Linked DNA regions of Homo sapiens: region 2 is linked to region 1. Evidence: chromatin loops called from intact Hi-C (ENCODE). Cell type or tissue: PC-9. All regions are shown on one strand. Links, peaks and the distances in the headings refer to the core of each region. The heading gives the core; the rest is flanking DNA.

Region 1 (5,681 bases), core at 366-5,365:
AAGAAATGAGTTTCTCTTTGGCCAACAGCTTCTTCTTGCTCTCACTTAAAACATTTCACAGCCTTGAGATGCAGCTCAGAATTGTTCCACTGTCAGCAGGGAGGGAGGAGTGTGATGTCATGTTATTAGTAATGTACACAGCTGCTGCTTCCAAGCTGTGGGAGAGTATATTGCTGTCTTCAGAGATATTTTCTCCTGTACTGAAGGCAATTATCGTCATCACCAGTTACTTTGGGCTGCTAGCATGTTATCTCAATTAACTGTGAGAATAAAATAGATAGTATCCCTTATGTTTGATGTGTTTGAATTTTTATTGTTTTGAGAAACTGAGAACAAATTATTTGCAAAATATGTCTTATGGTTAGCAGAAAAAATTATAGTGTTCTCAGATTGGATAAACTAATCTAGTGTTGACATGTCATTTAGGGTTTAGATTCTCTTCTACCAACAATTCTGTGTCAGGCAGGTTCCCTAAGTCCACAGATATTAAATATTCCGTAGTCACCCTCTTTACCTTTAGATGACATTACATTGAAGACAGATGACAGATAAATGCACATATATATACATATACACATAATATATATAGACACATACATATGTATTTGTACATGTATAAATATGTATATAGCAATTTCAATTCTTTAAAATTTTCAGAAAAGAAAATGGTCAAATCACCTTTACTAATATGGTCCAGAATTGTTCAGAATTCCTATTGCCAGTTTTTATAAATGTCTAAATCCTTTTTAGTTTAATTTAGTTTTCTTTTCTATTTCCCTTCAGCCAAAGAATGACTCAGAAACACCCCTGGAATATACCACTGCTTGCTTGAAAATCTTCAATTTAATGAACATTTATTGATCAATCTCAGGCCGTCATATAGGACTATGAAAATATGGCACTGCAGCCTAGACAGAAGCACACGTGAACAAATAAGAACAGTGAAGTATTGTGGGTGCTCATGTCATCAGGGTAGTGTGGCCTCAGGACAGGGATTTAGGAGCTCTTAGGGTTTCAGTTAAACTCCCAGCTCTGCCAATTTCTAACATGGGAACATGAACAAGTTACTTAACTGCCTTACTCATTTGTTTCCTCATCTACAGAAGGAGAATAATAGTAGCATCTTGCCCAGGGAGGTGTTCAAGAGTATTAATGAGATAATGTATGCCAAGGACTTAGCCAGTGCTGGCCTCTAGTATCTGCTTTGTGGAGACACATAGTGGGGCTGTGAAGTTCTTGTTAAGAAGAAGGGAAAGGGTTCAAAGTAGCCCCACAGAGGAGGCAATGTCTGGGTGGGTGCTACCCAGGGGGAAGGAAAACAATATGCCAGGCTGATAGCATTGCATGAACACAGGAAAAGAGTACCCGAATTTTCTCTTCTGAATTATTTTGGGCACTCTTCTTTCTAAGGATCCCTTTCAAAGTTATAAAAACCTGGCTTCCAAGCCATAGGCATTCCAGTGTCCCAACAAGACACCTTCCTCACCCCTCCTCAAAGAGCTTGATCTATTTTGAGTCTGGAGGGGGAATTAGCTTGAGTTTCCCCCTATTTTACTTCTCAAAATCATGCCTTCTTTTTTAAAATACAGAACTAGCTTGAGTTTGGAGGCTATTGTTCACTCTGACCTCCAGCTCCTTTTCCGTTATAATTACCCAATCAATACTCCCTCATTTCTGTTGTTCTCTTTGTTTGCCCCCCTCTTTTGAATGAATTACTTTGCAAAGCTTTCTATTGAATTTTGCCCTCTTTTTCCTTTTCTGTTTGTCAAGGTCATTTTAAATTTCAAACTAGCTCTCCTAACTGCCAGCCACCCCCACTCAATTGGGTATCATTGTTAAATTTGATAAGAATGTTTTTGATTTGATTCCATATTCAAGGCATTAATAAGCATGTTAAATTTAGCAGCATTCAGCCCAGTACCTAAGCCTGTGGGATTCAATTTGTTTGTGCTAATTTATTTGCATACATGATTTATGATCACCCCATCCAGACATAAAAGAAACTTGGGAAAACATACCATGAAAATTCTGGGTAAAACAAGGGCTAAGTCATTGAATTCACTTCTGTCATGCTTTTCACTCAATTGTAGTTTGAGGGAAAAGGAAGACAATAATTTTCTTTCTGTCTCCAAAGACATTAGTATGACGGGGTTCAATACTCATTCATTGTTACAATCCATGTCCCTAGAAGCGCATGTTTGCCAGTTCCCATCCCTGACACTTAATAGCCAGTGACACTGAACAAGTCACTCATTTCCAGGAGCTTCAGTTTCCTCACTGGTATAATGGTGATCTGACTTACCACAATAAAAGGATTAGTAAGATCAAGCCAGGCCGGGGTGGGGGGGGGGGGCGCTGGGGGGCGGGGGGACTGAACAGGTGGGAGGGGATTCCAAAACTCGACAACGATCTCAAATAGAAAACATTCTATTCAGTTTACATGGAGCGTAATTCTAGATAAGATCACATCCTGTTTCTATAGCCTCAGTCCCAGGATATTTTTCTAGCTTGCGGGGAGCTCTCTGAGGCAGGCCTGTGGGTTCTGGTGTAAGTGGAGATTGGGCCTGGAAAGCCTTAGAGAGGTGCTCTTGCTTCCTGTTGGCACTTGGTTCAATTCTCAGTTCTGGGAAGACTTCAGGACAACAAATGGAAAGTCATTCATCTTACCGTCCTTATAAACTTGGCTCAGACAGGAGAATCAGAAATTCCCAAGTCACACCAAGTGCTCCTCTGGTGCTGTAATTTGATAGCCCAATCCCAAACAAAGTGAGGAAGCCACACCCAAACCTTCCTCCAAAGTTAACCACAAAGATGAACCGGAATAGACAGTGAGAGCAGGAACACAAAGATAAGCTGGAGAAGGCAGCTGGCTTGTTTGGGGCACATCGGAGAGTCATGGATGTTATCACAGCAGCCCACCCAGGACCTGCTAGTTTTAGGTTATGTGAGATTTTTTAAATCTTACGTTTAACCAATTCTCCTTTTATAAGTGTCAAAGCATTGCAGTGTACAGCTGCCTAGTAAAAGGATTTGTAACATAGATGCGTAAATGGTTCTGTCATTCAATAATATAGTCTCTTAAATAACTGAAACAGGTAATGCTTCCCTTTCCCCTTCCCGCCACTCCTCACACCCCTTGACTCCCATGCGCCCCCCACCCCCACCCCCATGCGCCCACCCCCAGCTTTATATTTTGTGTGTGTTTTCTTCCTTTTTCTCAATTTGGTGTTTGGCATATTCAGAAAAACACGTGGGCTCCCTCTGGTGGTCATTCCGGTGTTCATGCATGTCTAACCTTCAAGTTTTAGTTACATGGCACAAGATATTTGGATGAAAAGTGGAAATATTCGTAGTAAATGTTATTTTCGTTTGTAAGATTCCTAGTACTTGGAAACCACCAAAATAACCAGCTCATTCACTCATTCATCCATTCATATGTGCACATATATAGTCTTCCATTCTCACATATTGTTGATATTTGACTTTGCTAAATGCAGCATGGTCTGGTCTGCAAGTCCATACAGAACAATTGAGTTCCAGTCCTGTAAGTTAAACAAATTTTCTCAAGGAATGGGGCTGTTAATCAGCGAGTTTTTATGGAATGCATACAGTGTATTAGACCAGGCATTGTGAAAAATAATTTGTTGCTCACCACTTAAAAAAATATATGAACAAGCTTTTTAATAGTTACAATGTTATATTATTTCCTTTTGTTGTTTAAGTCATATTCCCATTTTATTTCCTCTGTAGAAATTTATTCTACTGTAACATATTGTTTTCCAGGCCAGACGACTTTGTCATCCAGATTCAGCTATAATAACAAAGACTCAAACACAACAGCATCTTAAATAGATTTTTTTTTACTCATGTTAACTGTCCAAATATGAGCTGCCCAGGGTTAGTATGGCAGCTTCACGTTGTAACGTATGTTTGTGGTTGAAAGTCTCTTATGGATCACCCTCATACTGAACATGTATCAAAAATATGTACTTACATTTAAATATTCGTGTTTTAAAATCTCTTGTGACCATGGGTCTTTGTTACAACTTTTCTTCTAGATTGGGTTATGACAATAAGTAGATATATATGATCATCAAAACAAAATAAATATTTTATAAATTTCTGTACAAAAATATTAAACATTAAAGTAAATTACTATTAGAAATGCATCACTGGGTGACTTTGGCAAGTGTTTTAAAAAATGAATTATTTTAAAAAGTCAATTCATGCACCTTTAGGAAATAGCAGTTTCATTCTTCTTCTTGGTTTTTATGTATGCAAGCACTGGGAAAACTCATTCACAAAAACAGGAAGCTGGGGATGGAAGTAGTTTTAAGTAACAGTGTTACTAAATTCTTTGAATCCTAGGAAACTCATGTGTACTTCATGGAAAGCTAGAGATGATGGTGGAGTTGCAGTGGAGGGGTGGAAAGTGTTGCATTCTAGATGGATTTTGGAAATAGAGTCCATAGGATTTTCTGATGGATTAAATACGAGGTAAGAGAGAAGGTACTCAAGGGTGACTTCAAGGGTTTTGGCTTGAACACGTGGAAGGATGCAACTGCCATCAACCGAGGGAGGGAAGGATGAGAGTAGAGTGAGTTTGGAGACCTGGTTTCAAGGTCACTGTACTGGGCAGTATCCAAGAATGAAGTGTAATTAGATTTTGCACCGTACCTGGGTGCAGTCAATAGCTAATAATGATAAACATTAGACTAGAGAGTGATAATGAGATAGATGATAGGGATTTGCACTGAGTAGGACATGCCCGGGGCATGAATGAAATTAAAATGTGTCTGAAAGAAATGAAATAGTGAGACATAAATCAGCAAGAATTTTATCAGGTTTGTTTTGGCCCCTATTATATGTTATATATTTAAGATCATTTATGTTTATAAGTTAACTCTGTATATGCTTTCAGGTTTCACCTTTTAAATTAATAAAAGGTTGATTTATGTAATATTTCAAGTAAAAACAGCTAAGTGAACCAGGCTAACAAAGCATTATTTAATAGACATCCTCAGGGACCTAATTTAATGAATAGGTAGAGGGATGTTATTTGTAACTTAGTTCACAAATTATTTCTATATCAATAGGTGACTTTAAATGGCTATGGCCTGCTTGAAACAATTTATTCTCTTAATTAGTTTAATCATTCTTTTTACAGTTTCTTACACTACTAAATGGGTTAATAATCCCCTTTTTCCTCGAGTAAATTAATTTTTCTAGCCTAGTCACAAATTTCTAATTAATAAAGTTTGAAGGAGTGAGGTAATTTTGTAATAGTAGAAAAAATAACTATATTTTATTTAATCCTTTTTTTTTTTTTTTTTTTTGCGTCAGTGTCTTGCTCTGTCACCCAGGCTGGAGTGCGATGGCGCAATCTCGGCTCACTGCAACCTCCACCTCCCAGGTTCAAGCAATTCCCCTGCCTCAGCCTCCCAAGTAGCTGGGATTACAGGCACCTACCACCATGCCCGGCTAATTTTTGTATTTTTTAGTAGAGACTGGGTTTCACCATGTTGGTCAGGCTGGTCTCGAACTCCTGACCTCAGGCGATCCACCTGCCTCAGCCTCCCAAAGTGCTGGGATTACAGGTGTGAGCCACCACGCCCAGCCCTATTTAATCCTTTTTATATTAACTAACATTTATTAAGTTTCTACTGTGTGCCATGTAGGCT
Region 2 (5,681 bases), core at 257-5,256, 64 kb after region 1:
CTTCAAAAATGTGGCATCAACCATGTGTATGGATGGACTTAAAATTTAGGAAGCTGTAGGGCCTCTCCTCAGAAATTATCCTTTTTGAGCTCAAAAAGGGTCACCATGTTGGTGCTGCTAATAATGTTATTTTTCTGGTTCATTTTTTTCCCTGAAAAATCCAGAATAGTTTATGTGCACATTTTTAACTTTCAAAACCTCCTGACTCTACCTAAGCATCTCAACTCTGAGTGTGATATTAAAAATGTCAATAATAAGACAATATTTGCCATGAAGGATAAATTCCATGGAGCCCTTAGTCGTTTACTGTTTCGCATGTCTTTCTGCTGTGTGGTTATGCGGGTTTAGTAAGAAAGAATTTGAAATGCATATTCCTGTTTTCGTTACTGTGTTGCTTTTATCTTAGACTGTTTTCTCATTGCTCAACTCCATCCTGTGTGCAGGAAGACAGTCTCTTTCAGGTCCCCTTCTCCACACCCTTCTCTATTCTAGGAACAGATTGTAGTGTCCTCATTTGCAGAAAAATATTTTATGTCAGAGGTTTAAAACTTCATAGCTTATATAATGTAACCAATTGGAGTTTGCTTTTAACTTGGACTAGAGTCGCTCTTTCATGAAATAAACTGAAAAGGGTCATGCTGTGTGGTCTTCAAGTGGTCCTGACCTCATTTTAAACAGAGGCCAAGCAGTAGGTGCCTGGCAGTGGACAGTGGGAAACAAAGCCGTCACGTGATGTTTCAGCCAAACCCAGAACCCCAAGAACCCAGAGGGCTGTGTCTGGCCAGAAGTTCCTGGCCCCTCCATCTTGGAGTCCCCCACCCTAAGGGAATGTTAGCACCTAATAGCCTTCTGTGGAGCTGTGAAGAGAAGCTGGGGTAAGGTGGCCACAGCAACTGTACCACGAGAGGAAGTCTTTGGTAGCAAAAGAAAGATCCTGGGGGTCTCCGACTGGCCAGGTGGGCAGAGCTTAGAGAGGCCACTTTCTAGAGAGGTGATCAGGCATCTGGCTTGCCTCTCAGATCTCTATTACTTTTGACCAGCCATAATGCCCTAGCTAAAGGATGTCCAAACAAAGAATACCAGAATGTGAAGCCAACCTTCTAGTAGAATTAAACTTTTGACAAGGGGACACATTTTACAAACTGATGTATGAGTCACACGGCTAGCTATAGAGCTTGCAACTTCCCAGCAGCCTGGTGCCACGCGAAGTAACAGACTGGTTTTCCCCCCATTCAGTTTTCATGTTATGGAATGTACATATACTCCTATTGAAATAAAACTCGTTTTCAGAAACAAACTGAACAAGCCCTCTTTAGAGGAAGGTTGTTAATTACATGGAGAATTTCCTGTTCTGAAAAAGCTCCAGGTAGCTAGACCTGGTCTCCATGTGGAGCGTCTTGCTGTACAAGCAGAAAAGTGCCATGAAACTCATGCTTGTTCTCTGAAGCCAGACACACCTGGCTCATGTCAGAGGTCTCCCATTTACTAACTCTGTGACCTGAGGCATGATGCCTCCCCGTCCTGAGCGGTCTCTCCATCTGCAGAATGAAGATAATATTTAACTAGCAGGAGTAAACAGGACGACCTTATTCAGTGCCCACCTAGCTGTCTAGGGCATAGTAAACATTCGACAGATGTTGCTCTCTCTAACCCCGTTTCCTGATTAATGTGGCCAACGCTACTCTTCTTCCAGCTCATCTGGTGAGTGCTATCAAAGAATCATATATTTCAGGAATTACTGAATTAATTGAGCAATATTCTCTATTTCAATATCGAAAGTCATTTATAAATATGCCCTCTTCTTTCCTCAAATATGCATTGCCCACAAGAGGAAAAACCATTGTCTTCTACCTTATCTCTTTTGAGAAAGGGGTCAGACTTTTGAGATGAAAGTAGACTATTTTTTTTTTCTATTCCCCTTCTCTCCTCCTCTAGGCTCCAAAGCCAGGTTTCCTCAAAGACTTAACTGTTTAGCTTCCTTTTGGTCTTGTGCGCGCACTATAGTTTTAGCTAACAGCTGCCTTCCAGATAGACTGCATTGGCCACCTCATTCAATACCAGAGGTGCTCCCCTCACCATTTTCACATGCACATATGTTAAAATGTCTGCACATCACTCCCTCAGGCCATGGGTTAAGATCCTGAGATTTAACAATATGTTAAGAGTTACTCTTGGGATCTCAACACACCTCAAAAGTCTCAAACAGGCAAGGAAACCAGAGCTGAATTCTCACTGCTTTCTGAACATTAGACAATTTTATTTTCATTGTTGTTTTTACTTGCCTGTTTGTGTGTGTGTGTGTGTGTGTGTGTGTGTGTGTGTGTGTGTGTGTTTGTATTTTGAGATGGAGTCTTGCTGTCACCCAGGCAGGAGTGCAGTGGTGTGATCTCCGCTCACTGCAGCCTCCGCCTCCCGGGTTCAAGCAATTCTCCTGCCTCAGCCTCCTAACTAGCTGGGACTACAGGCATGTGCCACCACGCCCAGCTAATTTTTTGTATTTTAGTAGAGACGGGGCTTCACCGTGTTGCCCAGGCTGGTTGCGAACTTCTGAGCTCAGGCAATCCGCCCGCCTCGGCCTCCCAAAGTGCTAGGATTACAGACGTGAGCCACTGCGCCTGGCCCCTACTTGCCTGTTATTTTTAAGTGAAATTCCAAGCAGAAAAGCAAAGCCTGAGTTTTGGAAGAGAAGCACTCAGATCATCTGAATGTATTTTGTCTACAGCTCCCACATAGTAGTGTTTTGTCACTGTCTTGAGTATGATTTTGAAACAGTTCACATGCAACTTAAAAAATAAATCCTCCTGTGTTAATTGAAGAACACCATGGAAAGATCTTCTGAAATAATGTCTAATATAACCCCCAGTAATTTATATCTGGCATTGAAATAAATTATAAGGATTTTCTACTGCTGATTTATTTCCCATTCATGATCTACTGGGGTTTGTTTGTTTGCTCATCAGTGTTATGGGGTTTTGTTTGCTTTCTCTCGTTTTATTATTAGCTGAATTTCCAAAGCACATACCAGTGTACAGTTGGGAAAGACAGAGCATTCCAGAAATAGGCGGGGGAATCCAGTGTGGGAAGAAGTTTTGCTATGAGTAACCCATATATGGATAACCTAGCTTACTCTCACTTCCCCTCACCAGCTCCCCCTGCCTGACCTGAACTGCCCTGGGTTTTACATGTTCCTTTTTATTCTCCTTTGGAAAAAAGACTGAAGTTTCTCAGTTCCCAGCCTGCTAAAGCTGCTCTTCAAGAAGTTTACCTTATTTCCATATAGGGAAAAAAGAACAGTGTTTGTAGTAACGACTTCACTTTGTGGGTTTTCTGTTTGTTTGTTTTGTCTTCTTGTGTGACTTTGACAAAGTGTGTGGTCTCTCTTACCATGAAAGGTATATGGTTCCCTGGGATCTCAAATTAAAAAAAAAAAAAACTTAGATAAGTAAAAGTTTTTTTAATGATTTGCCCACTTTTGAAAAATTAATGGCATTTTTGTTTCTTATCCAGGTATACTGTGATGTCAGGAACACCTGAAAAAATTTTAGAGCATTTTCTAGAAACAATACGCCTTGAGGCAACTTTAAATGAAGCAACAGGTATACACATAGAACCGTTTGCATGTCCATTAAATCCATGCATAGCATTGTTTAAAAGTCCTGAATTCATTTGCAGTGTGTATAGCGAAAGCAGTTTGGGAAGGGGATTCTGTGTATTGATATTTGAAAAGCATCTCTGTGTGACCTGACTGGGAACAGTCCTTCTGACTGTCGTCTTCCCTCCCCAATCCTGACTGTTCTCTAGAAATGACTCAGCCTCATTTCTACATACTATGCCTCATCTTCCCTAGGCATCTCTCTCTTAAGTTATTCAAATCCCACCTTCTATAGGCATCTATTGGGTTTATCATACATCCTACCTATTCCCACGAAGGATTTGAAGCTGCCTACATAAAAGGTACAGCCTTGCTCCAGTTGGGAGTAAGATACTTCTCTCTGCAGTTGTTGTAGAGTCCAGCTGCTCTAGAATATAACTAAATGCCACCATTCGTTTGCTAGGGCTGCCCTAATGAACTACCACCAACTGGGTAGCTCAAGCAACAAAATTATATTGTCTTACAGTTCTAGAGGCTAGAAATCCTAGCTGAAGGTGATATTTGGGTTGGTTCCTTTTGAAGGCTGTGAAGGAGAATCTGTTCCATGCCTCTCTCCTAGCCTCCTGTGGTTTGCAGGCTATCTTTGGCATCCTTTGGCTTGTAGATGCATCATCCGGATCTCTGCCCTCATGTTCACACAGCATTCTCCCTGTGACTCTTCACATAGCCTTCCCTCTGTGCCTGTCTGTCTCTGGGTCCAAGGTTACCCCTTTTTATAAGGATGGCAGTCATATTGGATTAAGGCCCTCATTAAGGACCTCACCTTAACTTGACCACATCTGCAAAGACCCTATTTCCAAAGACGATTATATTCTGAGATACTGGAGGTTAGTTCTTCAACATATCTTTTTGGGGGGATACAATTCAACACATAACATCTGCTTACAGTGAGTCAGTCTTGTTACCTAAGACACAGAAATTCTAGGGTGAATAAAACAAATCTCACCAGTGAACTAAGTGTTCAGAGTTATAAAATTGTGTTCCACTTTGGTTACCATCTTGTATATGACTTTGCAACAGCCCACACGCAACGTGTTTTTTTTTTAATCCTATGCTACTGCCTGTCTCTCAGAATAATGTTGTGGGTTAATATTTTAAGCACATTGAGCTCCATAGAAGAGCCTTTCTCACTAAAAGAAGTTCAGAGATTTATCTCAAAAACTTAGTTCAAAATCCATTTCCATAATTGACCTTTGCTATATATTCAAGTTGAAGATATCATTATTATTATTATATACCTCCTAAAGGTATTTTACCACTGAATTCTTATTTTATCTTCTCATTCCAGTTTCTCATTTTATACATAGATTACCTGAGGTTTTTTATGTAGCAAATTAATTAGGGTATAGTAGATATAATCGTCAGGATCACTGGCTCCAGGCCAATTATTCTCAGGTCAATATTTGTTGAGTATCTTGTTGGGCAGACACTAAGCTAGATGCTTTGGACTAGGCAATGTGAACAAGGAATCATTCTCCTGCCTTCAGGAAGCTTATAATCTGTTAGAAGACATAAAGGAATGTGCACATAACTTGAATATAAGGCAGAATGTGGTTAGTGCTTCAGGGACACTGACTAGGTGAGGGATCTAGAAAAGTATCATGGAAAATATAGAGTGGCCCTGAAGGAGGCTGGTAACCAGTAATTAGAGATAGGGACAAAGCCATCCATACTAAGGGATAATATTAGCACTGACCTAGAAATAGACAGGGAAGAGTGAGTGGTCGGATTTTTACTGGACTATTGTATACGTAAGTTGGAAAACGAAGGAAAGGTTTAAGAATTGGGGTATAGATCTTAGAGAGTCTTAAATGTAAAGCCGGCTGGGTGCAGTGGCTCATGCCTGTAATCCCAGCACTTTGGGGGCCAAGGCGGGAGGATCACTGGAGCCCAGGAGTTTGAGGCTACAGTGAGCTATGATCATGCCACTGCACTCCAGCTTGCACAACAACAACAAAAAGGTAGAGCCAAGCACTGGGAAGTGGTTGAAGATGTCTGAGCAAGAAGAACATGATAAGAACTATGCTGG

The links. Hi-C counts contacts between places; a loop is a spot of excess contacts. Peaks named below come from ENCODE experiments on the same cell type or tissue, not always from the same donor. Only the 100,000 strongest peaks of a DNase experiment are listed, where the experiment ranks them.
Region 2: it touches region 1 in a loop (2.9-fold over the local background); 1 of 110 quality-filtered maps calls a loop at or near these places.

Annotation. Positions count from the first base shown.
Region 1 is chr2:172,928,832-172,934,512 of GRCh38, forward strand. The region is part of intron 6 of RAPGEF4 (Rap guanine nucleotide exchange factor 4); the gene reads left to right. Among named protein-coding and RNA genes, the nearest start is that of MAP3K20, 140 kb to the right of the region's middle. In PC-9, for the core only: CTCF peaks have their summits at 3,301 (motif pointing left) and 3,502; DNase peaks (open chromatin) are centred at 2,620, 2,680 and 3,290; H3K4me3 peaks cover 1,144 bases; H3K27ac peaks cover 1,360 bases.
Region 2 is chr2:172,992,959-172,998,639 of GRCh38, forward strand. RAPGEF4 (Rap guanine nucleotide exchange factor 4) reads left to right here. Exons shown (of 31, transcript NM_007023.4): 16 at 3,508-3,596. Among named protein-coding and RNA genes, the nearest start is that of MAP3K20, 80 kb to the right of the region's middle. In PC-9, for the core only: CTCF peaks have their summits at 3,190 and 3,394; DNase peaks (open chromatin) are centred at 3,053 and 3,753; H3K4me3 peaks cover 522 bases; H3K27ac peaks cover 3,418 bases.